3 separate regions of the Homo sapiens genome follow, and all the other regions are linked to region 3. A link is a contact called in ENCODE Hi-C or POLR2A ChIA-PET data. All regions are on one chromosome and are shown on one strand. Each heading gives the region's core, a stretch centred on a gene start or an enhancer-like site at or near the end of the contact. The rest is flanking DNA. Distances are from core to core; before and after follow the strand shown. Region 1 holds the start of ZNF701 (zinc finger protein 701). Region 2 holds the start of ZNF880 (zinc finger protein 880). Region 3 holds the start of ZNF578 (zinc finger protein 578).

Region 1 (2,700 bases), core at 117-2,616, 120 kb before region 3:
TGCGGTGGCTCACGCCTGTAATTCCAACACTTTGGGAGGTCGAGGCGGGTGGATCACCTGAGGTCAGGAGTTCGAGACCAGCCTGGCCAACATGGTGAAACCCCGTCTCTACTAAAAATACAAAAATTACCTGGGCTCCATCCTCACGTCTTATTTAATCTCTTGTTGCTCCTTCTCCCCAATTCTTCGATCGTCCTCAATCTCCATATATTTCCGCCTCTTATCCCATCTCTGCATCTCTGCCGCTCTCCCTGTTAAATTCTCTCTTCTCTGTTTTACCCCCCGTCCCCACTCTCTAGCACCCCAGATCCCCAGGCGTCCTCCCTGCTGTGGTTCTCCCTCTGTTCTCCTTGCCACCAGCACCACTCTGCTCTGTCTGCCCTGGCTCCAAATTCCTCCTCTCTCTCTCTCTCTCTCTCACTCTGATGAGCCTCCCTCTTTGCTGCCCCTCTCTACCTTGCTGTCTGTCCTTCATCTCTCTGTACATCTAGCTTTTCTCTACATTTCTCCAGTTGCTTTTCTCCTCCTGCTTTCTTATCTTTTTTTTTTCACTTTTGCTGTCTCTTGGCAAATCCCTCACCCATCCTCTACTTTGCCATCTGTTATGGGTCTTTCTCATTCTTCTTTTCTCTGTCTCAGGTTTTCTACTACTCTCTGTCTCCTGATCTCTTTAGCCCACACAATCACAGGAGGGTTTGAAGTAAGACGCCTGCATCCCAGAGAGGCTCATTTTTCAGGGGTTGGAGCTAGGCAGGCAAGAACACACCGTGTCACAGGACTGGCCCCTGGCACCTCCCCAACGCTGGCTCAAGGAAAGTGGTGACTGCTAAGGGGAGACTTGGGGTGCAGCAAGGCCCAGCATGAGGCGGGAGGTGGGGTGCGACGACGCCTTCGGTGGGGTCCACAAGATCCCAGCACCAGGCAGAGAACTCGGCCTCCCTGAGACTGGGATCGCGACGTTTGCGCTTCAGGCGCCTAAAGGTTGAGACTGGGAGGCGCCCAGGCGGAAATACACATCTCGGGTGAGGACTTTGAAAAGCGCGGGGAGGGAGGAGTTAAAAAACGGTTTTGAGCACAGAAACTACGCGATAGGAAGTGTATACAGCGCCCTGTAGCAGAAAGACTGGAGACGGGAACAGCCTCAGGGCGACTTTAAACACAAAAGGAAGCGACTTCCGGATTCCCAGGGGAACGTCTGCATTTGCTCTGGTTGAAGGAAGATGGGCGAGAATTTACAGGTCTGTGGTGACCCCACGTCCCAGGTACGGAAGTGCCGGGGATATGGGGAGTGCAGACTTAATACAACACAGAGCAAAACTCACCGCCGCGGTGCGACCTTCACTCCACGGGATCCGCTTCCTGGTCTGCGCGGATGTGTGCGCACAGGACTAAAGCCAGGCCTGGGTGGAGCCAACGAGAAGGTGGGCGGGGCCTGATCGAGGTAGAGGCGGGGCCCCAGGCGGAGAGACCTTGCCCTTTAGAACCGGCAGAGGGCGGGGCCGGGGCGGGACCTGTGCGTCTCTCAGCCTCGCTCCCAGCGACTCTATTTTTCGGGCTTTGGAGGCGAGAGCGGTCAGGAAGGCTGAAGCACGATTCGAAAGCCCTGGAATTGTCTGGAACGGGGATGCAAACAAGAATGTAAAATGCAAAGCCCTGCCTGGGCGGAACGTACAATTTCATGCTGACGGCCCACAGAACAGAACAGAAATCCTCTCCCTTTCTATTCTCCATTCACTCAGGAGGGAGAGTCCACCCTGTGCTCAGCTTCAGAGACTTCCCTAGGGCCTCCGCCTGGGATGCGCGACGGAGTGTTCAGGCCAGGGAGGAGTGAAGTCACCACCTACTGCTTAAACATAGCAGGAATGCGGCCAGGTGGGCGGGAGCCTGAGGGCCAGAGGCGGGAGGATCACTGAGCCTGGGGGTCCAGGCCAGCCTGGGCGACAAAGTAACACACCCTCCCGCAGGGCTCCCCTCATCGTCTCTTTTAATTTTTAAAATAAAATTTTGATTGTGTGAGATAGGGATACAACATTATTCTTTTCCATGTGGATATCCAGTTAATTGTCCCAGCACATTTGTGGAAGAGATCTATTACTTTCTTTTTTTTCTTTTCTTTTTTTTTTTAAGACGGAGTATTTCTCTGTCGCTCAGGCTGGAGTGCAGTGGTGACATCTCGGCTCACTGCAGCCTCTGCCTCCTGGGTTGAAGCGATTCTCCTGCCTCAGCCTCCGGAATAGCTGGCATTACAGGCACAGGCCACCATGCCCGGCTAATTTTTGTATTTTGGGTAGAGACGGGGTTTCACCATGTTGGCCAGGCTGGTCTCGAACTCCTGACTTCAAGTGATCCGCCTGCCTCGGCCTCCTGAAATGCTGGGATTACAGGCGTGAACCACTGTGCCTGGCCCAAGAAATACTCTTCACTTCGCTCTTAAATGTTGAGAAAATACAATTGAAAACTAAAAAAATCTTCCCCTAAATGAGAAATCATCTTCACGACGATAACAGAGAAAGAAATAAAAACTATTTTATTAATAAATAGGCCTTAGACCAGCATGTGATGGGAAATAGAGGACAGTTGAGAGGTTGAAAAGAGAGAAAGAAACTTCACTGTTCTATACAACCCAAATACATGTTTTCAAGATAAACACTGATCAGTCCTCAGGGAAGAGGACTTGACAACACCCTTGGTCACACATAA
Region 2 (2,961 bases), core at 136-2,635, 84 kb after region 3:
CAATGACCTAACTGAGTATAGTTAAAATAAGTTCCGGGATTAAAATCAAGAAACTGTCGCACATGTATCCCCATAACAGGTTACTATCCTTACAGCCATAGACTCACTATCATAACAGTGTAGAACAATTTTAAGGTCATGAAAATATATAAGATGTAATTTCAACTGTTAAAAGATATAAGACGTATATAAACTGATGATGCGCCTTTGATAAAAACAATAGACTTGCTCATCTGTGCACTCATCCACACACATCACATGTACACACTTATTCATATACATATATACATTCACACACATATACTCTAGTAAACATATATGTGACAACTGAAAGAGTTGTCTGTCAATAACCTCTTTTTTAGATATTTGTCTTTGTTCGTTTTTTAATGTGTCCAGGTTGCAGTGCAGTGGCTTATTCATGGCACACTACAGCCTTGAATTCCTGGCCTCAAATGACACCCTCTCCGAGTAACTCGAATGACAAGCGTGCACCACTGTGCCTGGCTGTCGTTGTTTTTGCAAATGTGCATTTCAGCATGTTTGCAACAATAAAAATGTATAAACTGTGCTCAATTCAGTTTATAAACATTATTTCAAACTATTTCAAAAAGTCAGACCATGTAAAAACATAGAAACGAGAATTCCAATCTCTATTAAATACCCGTACTGAAACATATGTTTCAAAAATTGAGATGGGGGTCTCACTATGTTGTCCAGAGTGGTCTCAAACTCCTGTGCTCAAGGAATTCTCCAGCCTGGGCCTCCGGAGAAGATGGAATTCCAGCCCCGGCCCATAAATATTAGGTTGGTGCAAAAGTGATCGCGGTTTGCCATTACTTTTGCACTAACCTAATTTTGTCCACTAAATATTTATTTAGGTGTTAGCAAAAGCCCAATGGAGGCTGAAACATCACAATCAGCAGTAAACATCAGATCGATTTCCTCTCATTTAAGGCACAGAAAAGGGGGCAGGCCTGTGAAAAGAGGGCGAGGCTTGGGGGACCGGAAAGACGTGGATCCATCTCGCGGGTGAGAACTTTACGCAGCGCGGGCCGTGTCTAGGGGTCACTGAAGGATTTGAAGCAGGCAAACTCCGCGACAGGAGCTGTCTACATGGCCCTGTGGTGAAAGACCGGGGACAGGACCAGCCTCCGAGCGATTTTAACACTCAGGGAAGCGACCGCCAGACTCTCATTAGAACGTCTGAGTTTAGTCGGGGTGGAGGGAGCGATGCGGGGATTTCAAGGTCTGTGTGACCCCTGAGATGCCGGGTACAGAAGCGCGAGGGGACTCAGCATCCCAGATTTAATCTAAACAAAGGGAAACTCACACGCCGCAGCATGACCGTCACTCCACGTAATCTGCTTCCGGGTCTCCAGGAAACTGCGCGCGCAGCTGAGAGGCGAGGCGAGGCCAGGCCCGGGTGGGATTGGGCGGAGCCTGCGCTTCCCTCCGCCTCGCTCCCAGCTCGTCTCGTTTTGGAGGCTAGACCTGCCGTGGAGACTGGAAGAACTCAGCTATCTGGAAATAGATTGTGTCCCGGCAGAGGGAAAGTTTGTTGATGATTAGATCCAGGAAAATTCCTGCTATTAAAATTAATTTTAAATCGGCTGTAGGGGCGCTCGCATGTGGTCCTAGCTACCCGGATGCTGAGGTGGGAGGATCGCTTGAGCCCATGAGGTGGAGGCTGCAGTGAGCCGAGGTCGTGCGCTGCACTCCCGCCTGGGCATGAGAGAGAAACCTTGCGCCTAATAAATACATAATCATAAATAACAAATTGGAAATAAATAATTAAAATAAATAAATATAAATGAATAATAAACACTAGTTTCCGGAATTTTAAAGTCCTTGAATTGTTTATGAAGGGGATGCAAATTAAAATATGAAATGCAAAACCCTGCCAGGGCGGAATGTGCAATTTCCTTTTTTTTTTTTTTTTTTTTTTGGAGACAGAGTTTCGTTCTTTTGCCCAGGCTGGAGTGAAGTGGCGCGATCTCGGCTCACTGCAACCTCCGCCGCCTGGGTTCAAGCGATTCTCCTGCCTCAGTCTCCCGAGTAGCTGGGATTACAGGCGCCCACCACCACACCGGGCTACTTTTTTGTACTTTTAATAGAGACAGGGTTTCTCCATGTTGGCCAGGCTGGTCTTGAACTCCTGACCTCGTGATCCGCCTGCCTTGGCCTCCCAAAATGTTGGGATTACAGGCGTGAGCCACCGCACCCGGCCAAGTTTTTTTTTTTTTTTCATATTTATATTAATCCTAGTGTATACCTGCCATTGTCTTATGGACATACTCAGGTCACAACTTTTTTTTTTTTTTTTTTTTTTTTTTTGAGATGGTCTCCCTCTGTCTTTCAGGCTGAAGTGCAGACAGCTCACTGACTGCAGCCTCGACCTCCTGGCATCAAGTGATCCTCCCATCTCAGCCTCCCAAGTAGCTGGGACTACAGGCACACGCCACAATGCCCAGTCCCATGTCACAAAATTTTGTCTCCAAACAGCACTCATTTATTTGTCCCCTAAAGTTTTCACCAGAGCAAAACAGGGAAGAAATGTATTAAACATAGAATTTGGAGGCAATGTAGGAAAAAAATGTAAAAATATATATACATACAAAAAATATAAAAATATACATGCTAGGTGTGAATTGTAACTAAGTTTCCAGTATGGGTAGTGGGTATCCCCGCCCCAGCCCTACCCTTTAGCAATCATGACACCCCAAGCCAGTCACCTATCCCAGTTCTCTGAAGCCACTTTTGGACCAGCTGGAAAAGTATACCCTGCTTTCCCCCACAGAGCCTCATTATATAATAAACACTCTCAAACCATATCAGTGTATGGGATCATCATTCTCAAGATCCAAGCCAAACCTTAGGGGGACTTCAAACAAGTTCCAGAAGAGTGGTCAAAAATTCAAATTACCAAAAGAGTTGTGAGGGTGACTATATGAAGTTTCTAGT
Region 3 (2,856 bases), core at 83-2,582:
CAAGAAAATGTGTGGTTTCCCTACACTGACCAGTTCCTTGCAGACTTCCACCTGGGAATCCTAAAATTTAACTCAATTCTTACACTATCTACAAGGAGATAGTGTCAGATCCCATGGGTGAAAAGCTCAGTCCCACAAGACTACCCTTCACCTTAGAAGCTGTACACAAGTAGTAGTTTTCACCTCTACTTCTGACTGACCAGATAAACACCACGGTTCCCAAATCCTCTCCTGCATTCAACTAATTTTCTAGAACTGCTATTCCATCTGTCTATCTGCAACCTTTGTAATATCCTTTAAAACAAATGAGTAAACCCAACTAAAACGTTTCTGAGTTCTGTGAGCTACTCTGGCAAATTAATAAATACTGAAGACTGGGTCATGGGAATCCTCAATTTATATCCAGTAGCTTAGAAGTTCAGGTTCCAATCTGGGACTTGTAACCGACATCTGAAGTGGAGAAGTCTTGTGGACTGAGCCTTTAATCTGTGGGATCCGATGCTTACACCAGGTACAGCTGTCAGAAGTGAGGTAAATTATGGGACACCGAGTTGATGTCTGATAGAGAACTGCTTGTTAGTGGGGAGAAATCCCCACACATTCGGTGACCACAAGTGAAGTATTCTGGGTTCAGTGTTTACTACCGTGTTGAGTTTCAGAGGAGGAAAGAATAAATCAATCGTTTTTCCTCTGGAAGAGCACATTTTCCAGCGGGTGCAATTTGGAACGGAAAAACACTGAGTGTCAAAAGCCAGGCCCCGTCACCTCCCTCAATGCGGGGTAAGGAATGTGGGTTGTGAAGGGGAAACCTGGGGAACACAAGGGCCCAGCCCAAGGAGGACAAGGTTGGGGGTGGATTAGGAGAGGGGTGGGGTTTCCAAAATCCCAGGGCCGGGCAGAGGACACGGCGCTGATGCATCGAGACTGCGGGACCGAGCTCCAAGAGGCCAGAAGGGCGAGGCTTGGAGGACCCACTGGGCGTGAATACACCTCATGGGTGAGGGCTTTTACATGACGCGGGACCGAAGGAGTGGTCAGTAAAGGGTTTTAAGCAGGTAAACGGGACGAAAAGCGTCTACGTGGCCCGAAGGCAGAGAGCTCAGGGAAAGGACCAGCAGCCTCCAAGCGATTTTAACCTCCGAATTTCTTGGCGACGTATTAATATACCTAGGATGGAGGGAACGGCGGGAGGATTTTAAGATCCGTAAGAACCCCTCCGCCAACACCAGGTACAGAAGCGCTGGAAGCGGATCTAATCTAGACAAAGGGAAACTCACCCGCTGCTCCAAGACCGGCTCCCCACGCGATCGGCTTCCGGGTCTTCAGGAAACTGCGCTTGCGAGTTCACGCCCCATGATTCACTTCCGGGTTTCCAGGAAACCGCGCGCAGCTGAGGCCAGGGATGGGCGAGACCCGAGAGAAGAGAGGGTGGGGCGGTGAGGGGCGGGGTCTGCGCTGCCTTCGGCCTGTCTCTGGGCGCGTCTGTTCTCCAGGTTTTTGAGGAAAGACCCTATCGGTGACCAGCAGCCAAGCAGTCTGGGACCTGGGATCTCTATGAGAGGGTCAAAGTAGGGGACAGTGATTGGACCTAAGATAGTTCCTGCAATTAAAGTTAATTTTAGTATTTTAATTTAAAAGCCCTGGAATTGTCTGGGAGAGGAAGCGAACTAGAATATGAAATGCAAAGCCCTGCCTGGGCGGAACATGCAATTTGATGCTGTCGTCCCACAGAACAGAGTAGAAATCCTCTCCTTTTCTATTCCCCCTACACTCTGGAGGGTGAGGATCAACCCTGTGCTCAGCTCCTGACAATTTCCCAGGGACAACGCCTTGGGCATGGAGGGTTAACGCCAGGGATAAGTTAGGTCACCAAATGTTGCTTTTAAAAAGGAAAGCTAAAACTTTTAGATGATAGATATAAATGACTCTTAAACTTTTAAACAATAGATATAAATAGCTCTCCCTTATACCTGTTACTCTATTCCAAACTTCAGATGAATTAACCTCAAACGTCTCTGCGATAAACTTTATTGACATCATAATGTCAATAATTTCGATACGTAGAGTGAATTTCAAATTTACACGCACTCTGAATGTAAATAGAAAAGACGATTTTTGGCTGGGTGTGTTGGCTCATGTTTCTAATCCTAGCACTTTGGGAGGCTGAGATGGGAGGATCACTTGAGGCTAAATGTTCAAGACTAGCCTGGGCAACAGAGTGAGTCCCAGTCTCTCTTATAAAACACACAGGGCCAGGCACGTTGGCTCACGCCTGTAATCCCAGCACTTTGCGAGGCCGAGGCGGGCGGATCACCTGAGGTTGGGAGTTGGAGACCAGCCTGACCAACATGGAGAAATCCTGTGTCTTCTAAAAATACAAAATTAGCCGGGCGTGGTGGCGCATGCCTGTAATCCCAGTTACTCGGGAGGCTGAGGCAGGAGAATTGCTTGAACCCAGGAGTTGGAAGGTGCGGTGAGCAGAGATCGGGCCATTGCCATCCAGCCTGGGCAACAAGAGTGAAATTCCGTCTCCAAAAAAACAAAACAAAAAAAAGAAAACACACACACGCACAAAACAAAAACAAACTTTTTTTTTTAAGTTGCTGAAGGGGTATCATTTCTTGAGTTAAATAATACAGGATTTTTTTTTTAATCTGTAATTGATGTACATTTAAGAAGACACTGTTTACATCAGGTCACCACAAAGTAGATTTACAAATAACCATCAACTGCAGAAAAACAAAGTTTCTTTGTGATCCAAACACAAAGAAATGCTTTTTTTAAATGATCTCTTCTTTGATCATAAAAAAAAAATGCAGTACTTTTAGAAGGTAAAGCTAGTAAGTTTACAGAAGT

The links. Hi-C counts contacts between places; a loop is a spot of excess contacts on that map. ChIA-PET counts read pairs that join two places held with the same protein, here RNA polymerase II (POLR2A). Pooled maps may share reads with other maps.
Region 1: a loop to region 3 is called in a map of naive thymus-derived CD4-positive, alpha-beta T cell, with 12 times the contacts of the local background. The contact joins the promoter of ZNF701 here to the promoter of ZNF578 in region 3. A Hi-C loop is called at or near these places in 1 of 168 maps with a recorded cell type or tissue (naive thymus-derived CD4-positive, alpha-beta T cell) and 6 of 50 pooled maps. POLR2A ChIA-PET finds 5 or more read pairs at or near these places in 1 of 52 experiments (naive thymus-derived CD8-positive, alpha-beta T cell).
Region 2: a loop to region 3 is called in a pooled map, with 6 times the contacts of the local background. The contact joins the promoter of ZNF880 here to the promoter of ZNF578 in region 3. A Hi-C loop is called at or near these places in 6 of 50 pooled maps. POLR2A ChIA-PET finds 5 or more read pairs at or near these places in 2 of 52 experiments (SK-N-SH and WTC11).

The regions. Positions count from the first base shown.
Region 1 is chr19:52,568,953-52,571,652 of GRCh38, reverse strand. It overlaps ZNF701 (zinc finger protein 701), which reads right to left and starts at 1,366. Exons shown (of 4, transcript NM_018260.3): 1 at 1,323-1,366. RefSeq lists enhancers at 329-937, 1,098-1,347, 2,157-2,700.
Region 2 is chr19:52,368,347-52,371,307 of GRCh38, reverse strand. It overlaps ZNF880 (zinc finger protein 880), which reads right to left and starts at 1,385. Exons shown (of 4, transcript NM_001145434.2): 1 at 1,331-1,385. The coding sequence starts at 1,342. RefSeq lists enhancers at 944-1,083, 1,284-1,393, 1,404-1,703.
Region 3 is chr19:52,452,029-52,454,884 of GRCh38, reverse strand. It overlaps ZNF578 (zinc finger protein 578), which reads right to left and starts at 1,332. Exons shown (of 6, transcript NM_001099694.2): 1 at 1,278-1,332. It also overlaps a transcript of ZNF534 not described here and the pseudogene LOC441862. RefSeq lists an enhancer at 691-1,890.